Linked DNA regions of Homo sapiens: region 2 is linked to region 1. A link is an interaction called in ENCODE POLR2A ChIA-PET data of the cell type or tissue named here. Cell type or tissue: HepG2. All regions are shown on one strand. Region 1 overlaps SNX29 (sorting nexin 29). Region 2 overlaps SNX29 (sorting nexin 29).

Region 1 (5,000 bases):
AACCCTCCTCCTACCTCAGCCTCTCAAAGTGCTGGGATTACAGGTGGAAGCCGCCGTGCCCAGCCGGTCTCTGACCTTTCTAAGCTTCAGTTCTCCCGTGTAAATGGGGATAATAGTACCCACCTCACAGGACAGTTGCCATGAAGCAGTTAGCACAGGGTCTAGCAATGGTGCTTAATGCATGTTGGCTATTATTACTGGGTGCTCAGCAAACTCATTCATGCATTCACTCACTCATTTATTCATCAAATGTCTACTGATAACCCACCAGGGACCAGGCACTGTTTTGGAAGCTAGGTGCACAACAGTATCAACATCAACTCAGTCCCTACTCTCATGACCTTATATCCTGGCTAATGTTTCTTGAATCTGTCACCACAGAAATAAAGAGATTACATTTTTAAAGTATAAAATAGGCAGCAATAGACCTGGGAGTGACCAACTAGCAAAAATGATGGCAGGGAAATCATGGATGGCTTCCTGGAGCAGGGGTATCTGGAGGTCAGTGTGGTGTGCCAGGCATCAGGGAGACTGCAGAGTAAATAGAAGGCACCCCACAGGGAAGACAAGGAGGGAGTCTATTTCTACGGAAATGCAAAGAATGCAAGTGAAGCCATAAACCAGTGAATTAAGCCCAGACCAGGAGAGAGGCTCTCTCTCTGTGCAGGGTATCGATTCTTCCATTCAGTCTGAGAAAAAAAAAAATATTCAGGCAAGTCACTCTCAACCAAGGTCCACGGCATCATTACCCACTCGAGCAAAACAAAATGACCAGTTTCCTTACAAAAGCTGCAATTAGAAACTTAAAATAGAGCAGTTTTCAAAATCAAAGTGGCTTTTTACAAAACAAGCCACCTGTCAGCTCCCAGGACAGAAAGCAGTTGAAAACAAAAGCTGACTGACAAACTACACCAATAAACACAATGCTGAGACAGCCCCAAAAAGTTAATGACGACAACAATAAATATACGTCTGGCCTCCTTCCGAGGAGGGAGCTGAGGCACTCCAATTGTTCCTGTTGTGTTTCTGGGTCTTTGTTTCCTACCAAACAATAAAAATGAAATGAACAACAATCGTGAATCGATACTTGATATTTCCAGGCAATTCCATTTGCAGTGATTTGGGAGAAGAAAGCCCCTGCCAGGGAGGAAATCAGGTCGAACAAATAAAACGTTACCCCTTAATGGAGGTCGCCAGAGAGACGAGGGCCACTTTTAGAACCTGGGACTGGATCCTCTTGCAGCTATGACCCAACATTTGATGACGTTTTCCCAAGGAGTGGGGCAAAAAGGGGTGGCTTGATGGGACTTTAGCACCCTCCATCCCTGACTCCAACAGCCTCATCCTCCCACAAGGCCACCAGAAGCAGCAGGGACTCCTGGCTGCCTACCCAGTATTCATCGCTCCTTCCTTATCTGCCAAATAAGCCCCACGTCTCCCAGCCCACCTTGCAATTTGGGGTGGCCACATAGCTGGGTACTGGGGCTTACCTGTTCAGGGTTTACTTAAAGGTCGGGAAACTGGCTAATCACACAAATACTGTTTTGTCAGGGTAATGGATGGAAAAGCTTTTGAAAAGGTTTGCTCTATAATTCTCATCTTAATTATTTATCCACTTGGAGAAACTAACTTACAGGTGTCTGCTAATGTGCTGTGACCTTCCACAGCCTGGACACTCTCCTAAATGCATTTCCAACCCACAACACCAACCACTGCCTGCTACTTTGCGTGTGTCATCACTTTTAAACTGCAAACAATTCTATAAAGTCAATGTTGTTTTTAATTTTATTTTTTTCCTTTATTTCAACAGTTTTAAGGGTATAAATGGCTTTTGGTGACTTGAATGAACTGTGTAGCGGCAAAGTCTGGGCTTTCAGTGTACCTGTCACTCAAACAACATGTACTCTAGACCCAATAGGTAGTTTTTCATCCCTCGCCTCCCCTCCTGCTCAGAGTTTCTAATGTCCCTTATGTTTCTCTATATGCCCCTGTGTGCCCACAGCTTGGCTCCCACTTCTAAGTTAGAGGATGTGCTATTTTTCTGTTCCTGAGTTACTTCACTTAGGATGATGGCCTCTAGTTCCATCCAAGTGGCTGCAAAAGACAGTATTCCATTCTTTATGTCCGAGTAGTTTTTTTTGTTTGTTTGTGTTTTTCTTTTTTTGAGACAGAGTCTCACTCTGTCACCCAGGCTGGAGTGCAGTGGCACGATCTCGGCTCACTGCAACCTCCACCTCCTGGATTCAAGCTATTCTCCTGCCTCAGCCTCCCGAGTAGCTGGGATTACAGGTGCATGCCACCATGCCCAGCTAATTTTTGTATTTTTAGTAGAGATGGGGTTTCACTATATTGGCCAGGCTCGTCTCAAATTCCTGACCGCAGGTGATTCAACCACCTCGGCCTCCCAAAGTGCTGGGATTACCGGCATGAGCCACAGCGCCCAGCCCTTTATGACTGAGTAGTATTGTATGATGTATACATACCACGTTTTCTTTCTCCACTCAAGAAAGTATTTGCAAAGTACACATCCGATAAGGGGTTAATACCCAGAATCTACAAGGAACTCAAACACATCAGTCATGAAAAAAATGAATAATCTCATTAAAAAGTAAGCAAACAAGAACAGACATTTTTCAAAAGAAGATATACAAACGGCCTACAAACATATATAAAATATATATTATCTTTACTCCTCAAATGGAAATACTGAAGCTCAGAGATGGCAACTTATTCCGTGAGCTCAGAGCTAGTAAATGACAGGGCTGGGATTGGACAGGTTCCTCCAACCAGAAGCTCTGTGCCTGCCTTTCCCGCTCCAGTTCTATTAACACTTCCCCAGGCTCCTCTTCCAGGCAATGGCTTCTGTCTACCATGGACGAAGTAGCCTTCAAGGACAAAGAGCAGGTCCAGTCTACACACAGCCCTGCTCCTGAGAAGCGGAAAGTCAATGGTTCTGCTTTCCGCCAACCCTGATGTCCACTTCCGAGTCCCTCCCACTCTAACCTGGCTCCCCATGTGACTCATGGCACACAATCAGTTTTCAGTCTCCGGGGGGAAAGGCGAACATGGCGCATTTTTTCTCAGGACAAAGTACATGGTAAATGCTAGCCAGTCACACAGAGGCTGCCCCACATAGGCAGGCGTCTCTGGGCTAGCTCGTCACACACCACCACCGAGGCCCAGGAGAGGCAACATACACTATCCCTAGAACACGTCTGAGAGAATAAACTTCAGAAGCACTGGGGAAAGCATGGGTTTAACAGACAGATCTGGGTAGGAATCTCGGCTCTACTACTTTCTAGGTGGATGACTGTAATGATTAACTTCATGTGTCAATGTGGCTAGGTCACAGTACCCAGATATTTCACCCAACACCAGTCTAAATGTCATTGTAAAGGTATTTTTTAAATGAGATTAACAGTTTAATCAGTAAAGCACATTATCTTCCATAATGAGAGTGGGCCTCATCCAATCAGCTGAAGGCTTTAAGAAGAAAAAACAAACAAACAAACAAAAAACGGAGGTTTCATAAGGAAGTACGAATTCTGCCCCCAGACGGCCTTTGGACTTGAGTTGCAACATCAGTTTCTCTCTGGACTCCAGCCTAGAGGCCCACCCTGCAGATTCTGGAGTTGACAGATGCCACCATAACATGGGTCAATTCCTTAAAATATCGATCAATCTCAATCTGTCTACACACACAGACACACACACACACACCCCTATTGGTCCACTTTTGTGGAGAACCCTGACTAATACAGTGAGCTTCAGCACATCCACCTCTCAGAGCCTTGGTTTCTCACATCTGTAAAATGGAGGCAACAGTCCCATCCTCACAGAGCTGTTAGAAGGAAAAAAGCTGCAGGGAAAGCTACCCCGGGGCCCAGCACGTTACAGGTACCCAATGAACAGAGCTTCTGTTATCTGTCAGCCAGGGATTTCTCTAGATGGTTACAAGGCCTTGTGGGAAAAGGTTGGGCTGTATCAGAATATGTATTCGAAATTACCTGCTTGCTTATATGTTTAGTGTCCATCTCTCCCACTAAACCTGAGGAGTCTCCTTGGGCCTGAAGTATACCCAGAACTGTGCCTGGTACTCAAGGAGTATTCAATCAATGTTGGCTGAATGAATGAAACGGTGCCCTGACCTTGTACTCTGCACAAATCAAATAACCTAACTTCCCAAACCACCCAGGGGTTTTGGAGTCTGTGTAAAAAGTGAGGGAGGTGGTGGGAAAAACAGCTTATGAAGCCTCACTCTGCACTAAAGGCTGTGCTGGGAACTTTACATCTAATTCTCTCAATTACTCCTCAAAACAGGGTTGCAGGTGAAAACAGTGCCCAGAAGGCAGTTATTTCAAGCAGTGGGGAGAGCAACGATGAGGTCTCCTGTTTACAAACTTAGTATCTGAAAAGGTAAAGGCCACTTGAGATTCAGCCCATCAAACAAATACAAAATAGACCGGAGCAGAGTGAAACAAGAGAGAAGGGAGAGAGGAGGGGAGGAGATAGGGGAAAAGAGGAGGTAGGGAGGGAATGAGGGAGGGAGGGAACATGTGAGAGAAAATGGCCAGCAGGTGAGGACACCTTGGCTACAACCTGAAGCAAGGATGCAGCTGGAAAAAAGAAGACAAGCCCAGGGGGACCAGAAAGGTGGTGGAAGCTCGGCAGTGGAGGAGTCCAGAGGGAGAGGGAGCTTCAGGCCTGGCTGGATTCACTTTCTCTGTCTCTTGGCTCTACCTTCCTCTGCATCGACTCCATTCTCAGGCAAGACTTCTCAGTCCCACCGAGAGTGATGGTGGACACCAGTGCTCCCAGCTCCTCAGGAGGCCGAGGCAGGAGGGATTGCTTGAGCCCAGAAGGTTGAGGCTGCAGTGAACTATGATCGTCCAGCTGCGCTCCAGCCTGGGCAACACAGCAAGACCCTGTGTCTTTAAAAAAAAAAAAAAAAAGTGGAGGGAACGTCTGAGTCCCTTGAGTGCAAAACGAGGAGCCCCAGC
Region 2 (5,000 bases), 73 kb before region 1:
TCCTGGATGTTGCCATGATAATGGTAAACTGACATGGCACCCACGGGCATGTCTGATGGAAAGCTGCTTCCACCCAGTCCTGTTTTAGCTAGTAGTCAGTTTGGTCCAGTGTCTGAGTCCCGCCTCTGGAGTCAAGTCCCACCTCCTACTTCAATAGCTCACTGCAGCCTTGACCTTCTGGACTCAAGCAATCTTCCCACCTCAACTTCCTGAGTGGCTGGGACCACAGGCATGCTGATGTACCCAGCTAGTTAAAAAAATTTTTTTTTGTAATTACAGGGTCTCACTACATTGCCCAGGCTGTGACATCAATATCTATAGCTGCTTTTCATAAAATGCCATGAAAAACCTAACAGGTCACCAAGTACCACACATGTAATACACCCTCAAAAAACACTGGTAGGAGAAATTCTCTAGGATCAACAACCCAGGTTCTTCAACTAATAAATGACACGTAAGGAAGAAAGGGAGAGGCAGGGAGACACAGGTGACAGAACATATGGATTAAAAGACACTGAAGAGATCCATCACCAATCACGAGGTGGGGACCTTACTGGGATCCTGATTCAAACACCTGTTTAAACTACAAATTTGAACACTCACCAGATATTTGACAATACTAAGGAATTACTGCTAACTTTAGGGTGTGATAATGATACTACAGAGTTTTTTCTGTTTTAAAAAGACAGTCCTTGTAGTTTACTACCAATATATTCCTAACTACTTATGGGTGAAATCAACGTTGTGCTTTGGATTTCCTTCCAAACACTACTTGATGCTGGGGAAACAGGAGGGTAAGTGGATGAAACAAGACTGGACAAGAGTTGATAACTATTGAAGTAGGGTGATGAGTATATGGAAGTTCTTTATGCTCTTTTGCCTACTTTTTACCAGTTAAAAAAAAAATTTAAAAAAAACAGAGAGACACCTGTGAGATACAGCCTGCCTCCTCTTCCTTCAGAGACCTTCCTTAGGGAAGGAGTCTGTTTGTAAAGGAGACCATGCTGGAGGCTGGAAACCCATACGCTGGTGGAGCCTGCAGGCTGTGGTCACACCTCCTCATCTCCAAATCCCTCACTTTCCCAGGGCCTGTGTAGTGTGCTGCTGACATGACTATGTGTGTTGTTAACTGAAGTCAAGGCAGAGAGCCAAGCAAAGGGCACATCCAAAAGACAGAAAAGCTCCGAGCTTAGCCATCTTGCATAAATGAGATGCTCCAGTTCCTTGTTCGGGAAGCTGGGAAGGAGAAAGAGTGAGCCAGGGGCCCCCTAAAAGACGTTCTTAAAGAAGCTCCTCTCCCTGATACTCCAACCCAAGAATCAATGGGACTAGCACGAGCCTCTTTTAACAGGCTTTTTAAAGTATGACTATGGTATTGCAGTAATGTGGGGTTTTTAAAAGACCTCTTATCTTTTAAAGATAGATTCTGAAATACTCAGGAATGTAATAATATGGAACCTGGGATTTTCTTCAAAATACCATGAGAGGCTGAGGTTTGATGGGTGGGACGGGATACAGATGAAGCAAGACTGGCCAAGAGGTACTAACAGCTACAGCCAGGTGATGGGTACATAGAGGCTCATTACACTTTTATTTCTGTATATGTTTCAACTTTTACATAATAAAAAAATTTTAAGGACACCTTGGGGCCGGGTACAGTGGCTCACACCTGTAATCCCAGCACTTTGGGAGGCCAAGGCGGGTGGATCATGAGGTGAGGAGATCGAGACCATCCTGGCTTACACGGTGAAACCCCATCTCTACTAAAAATACAAAAAAATTAACCTCACATGGTGGTGGGGCCTGTAGTCCCAGCTACTTGGGAGGCTGAGGCAGAAGAATGGCATGAACCCGGGAGGCAGAGCTTGCAGTGAACCGAGATCACACCACTGCACTCCAGCCTGGGCAATACAGCAAAGCTCCATCTCAAAAAAAAAAAAAAAAAAATCCTTGGAGGTTTAGCCCTGTTAGTCATTCACACTTCAGTGGGAATTACACCTATCCTGCTAGAAACTATAACTTCTTACCCTTTTTCACTGATATATAGGAGACACTTAAACACTCCATTTTGCTTGGTAATCAAACTATATGAGGTAAGAGCCTGGTCTCAATCCACTCAGCTTCATGTGATTAAAAAAAAAAACAAACAGGACAGGCATAGTGGCTCACACCTGTAATCCCAGCACTTTGGGAGGCCGAGGTGGGAGGATCACTTGAGGTCAGGAGTTTGAGACTAGCCTGGCCAATACGGTGAAACCCTGTCTCTACTAAAAATACAAAAATTAGCTGAGCATGGTAGCGTATGCTACTGTGGAGGGGGAAGCAGGAGAATCACTTGAACCCAGGAGGCGGAGGTTGTAGTGAGCTGAGATCGTACCACTGCACTCCAGCCTGGGCAACAGAGTGAAACTCCATCAGAAAAATAAAAAATAAATAAATAAATAAACCTAACATCATACCTTTCATTTTGAGTATCAGTTTAATGTAGATCTCAGCTCAGAGTTTTTTATCCTGAGTCCTTATAAAAAATCCAGTATTTTATTGAAAAGCCCATGCTGCTCTTATACAAAAATGACTCCTGGACACGCATGAGAAGTGTTGGAACCCATTGGTGCCAATTTATGAGGCAGGCACTGGTGGTGTAACTGCTCCCAAGGTCCTGGCTGCTTCCGGAATTTTTACACTTTATTAAAATGATGATCACATTCACAGTTATCTACAGCGTGTGATTATGAGTGTATTTTTTACCAGCTTGATGTTCAAGCTTACTTTTCCATTAATAGCGACTCTGCCATTATAATGAGAACAAATGTTGCTAATACACCATTTATTTTACCCACAAGAAAAATTCAGGGACTAACCACACTCAGACAGTAAACGATAAGTGTCTTATAATTTTAAAAATCAATCATCAGCTAGCTGAGCCCTGCCATATGGAAGGGAGTAAAGTTCTGTTTGCAGAGGATGGACTGGCAATATTGAAGCAGAAGATACACAAGTGGGGCAAACAGCTAGAAAACGGTGCCGGCAAGCAAGAGCTGGGAGAGCCCGAAGACAACATGAGGGAGCTAAGCCCTGCTAAACAGTGAGTGGAAGGAGAACTGAAGGGAAACGGCATCTACTGATTACATACGGATACAAAGCTTTACCTAAGTGAGAGCACCGCTGGTAAGCAAAATAAACAGATTCTAACCTAAGCTAAAATAGAATTCACTATAAACAGGCAGAAAAGTGGGGAAATCAGGCTCAGAAAAGTAACTGAGGCCAGGCACAGTGGCTCATGCCTATAATCCGTCCCATCACTTTGGGAGGCCAAGGTGGGTGGATCACCTGAGGTCAGGAGTTCGAGACCAGCCTGGCCAACACGGCGAAACCCCATCTCTGTTAAAAATATAAAAAATTAGCTGGGTGTGGTGGCACGCATCTGTAATCTCAGCTACTCGGGAGGCTGAGGCAGGAGAATTGCTTGAACCTGGGAGGCAGAGGTTGCAGTGAGCTGAGATTGTGCCATTGCCCTCCAGCCTGGGTGACAGAATGAGACTCTGTCTCAAAAAAAAGAAAAAAAAAAAAGGAACCGAAACCAAAGCAGTTCTGGCAAGTTCAACACAGAAAACAATTAGAGTCTTATCAGACTCATTGCTATTAGTCTATTGAATAAATGCTTACTGTTAATTGCTATTGAATAAACGGCCTCCCAAGCATTGCTGCATTCTTATACAACTCCAGAGTTAAAGCCCCCATGGGCCTAGCTCAGGTCATGTACCCAGCCCTGAACCAAAACCAGGGCAAAGCATTTGGACATACTGTCCCACCCAGACAGCACGCTATGGTGGAGAGGGAAGCCCTCCAAAGAAAGTCAGGATGGAGGGGAGAAGAGGAAGCACAGAGACACCTCCTGTCTACTGCAGGCACTCAGCTGGGTTCTTATGTGTCATTCCCAAAACAAACCCACTCACAGGTATGACTGGCTGCATTTCACTAACAGAGAACTTGAGGCTTAGAGAGGTTAGGGGGCGTGCCCAGGAACATACGGCAGTAAGTGGCAAATCTGAACTCAGTCTGACACGCGATACATGTGCTTTCCAAGTCACCAGGCTGCAGAAGGCAGCGACAAAGTGATGCAGGCCCAAAGTCCGAATGTCGCCAACACTTCACATTGTTGTGAAGACAACTGCTGAAAAAGAATAGAACATCTCTGAAGATGAGTCCAAACCAAAGGAAATGTACTTAAAAGAGGTAAAGAAGCAAGAGTCTCAGAAGAGATCAATCTTGGATGTGTCCAATATCTTATCTTCAAAACCTTGGTTGTTTCTGTTCTGGTGTCTTAGAATTTCAAGAAGCATGGGGAAGTTTACAGAAGAAATTCTGAGCATCACCACTAACAGTCCCTAAGAAGTGGGGAGGAATTATCTAAAGAAGCTGTGGTTAGGTGCCAACCTCTGCAGAACTGCCGTCAAAGACACAGCTCCAGGCCTGTGGGTATAACCCTACCTCTGCACTTCAATTATCTGTCCTGACAATTAGAACAGGCACGTCTGCCTCACCCACAAGAATGCAAGCTCCCTAAACACAGGCACTGCGTCCCATTCATTTTTGTAACTTAGGACCACTCTTGGCATGAGGAAGAGCTAATGCAACTCACAGATGAAACACCAATGACTTTGCAACAGAAGTCGCTCTGCAAGTGGCTCATGCCTGTAATCCCAGCACTTTGGGAGGCTGAGGTGGGTGGATCACGAAGTCAAGAGATCAAGACCATCCTGACCAACATGGTGAAATCCCCATCTCTACTAAAAATACAAAAATTAGCTGGGCATGGTGATGCGTGCCTGTAGTCCCAGCTACTCAGGAGCCTGAGACAGAAGAAGCGCTTGAACCCAGGAGGTGGAGCTTGCAGTGAGCCAAGATCACGCCACTACACTCCAGCCTGGTGACAGAGTGAGGCTCTGTCTCAAAAAAGAAAAAGAAAAAAAAAAAAAACAACTCCATCTAGGGTAGTC

Evidence for each region. Peaks named below come from ENCODE experiments on the same cell type or tissue, not always from the same donor. Only the 100,000 strongest peaks of a DNase experiment are listed, where the experiment ranks them.
Region 2: POLR2A ChIA-PET joins it to region 1 with 9 read pairs; 4 of 35 experiments call an interaction of 5 or more read pairs at or near these places.

What each region holds. Positions count from the first base shown.
Region 1 is chr16:12,210,278-12,215,277 of GRCh38, reverse strand. The region is part of intron 14 of SNX29 (sorting nexin 29); the gene reads right to left. Among named protein-coding and RNA genes, the nearest start is that of SNX29-AS2, 160 kb to the left of the region's middle. In HepG2, no CTCF peak of the experiment used is centred here; DNase peaks (open chromatin) are centred at 3,037, 3,607 and 4,137; H3K4me3 peaks cover 2,074 bases.
Region 2 is chr16:12,283,292-12,288,291 of GRCh38, reverse strand. The region is part of intron 15 of SNX29 (sorting nexin 29); the gene reads right to left. Among named protein-coding and RNA genes, the nearest start is that of SNX29-AS2, 87 kb to the left of the region's middle. RefSeq lists an enhancer at 3,867-3,996. In HepG2, no CTCF peak of the experiment used is centred here; DNase peaks (open chromatin) are centred at 161 and 2,991.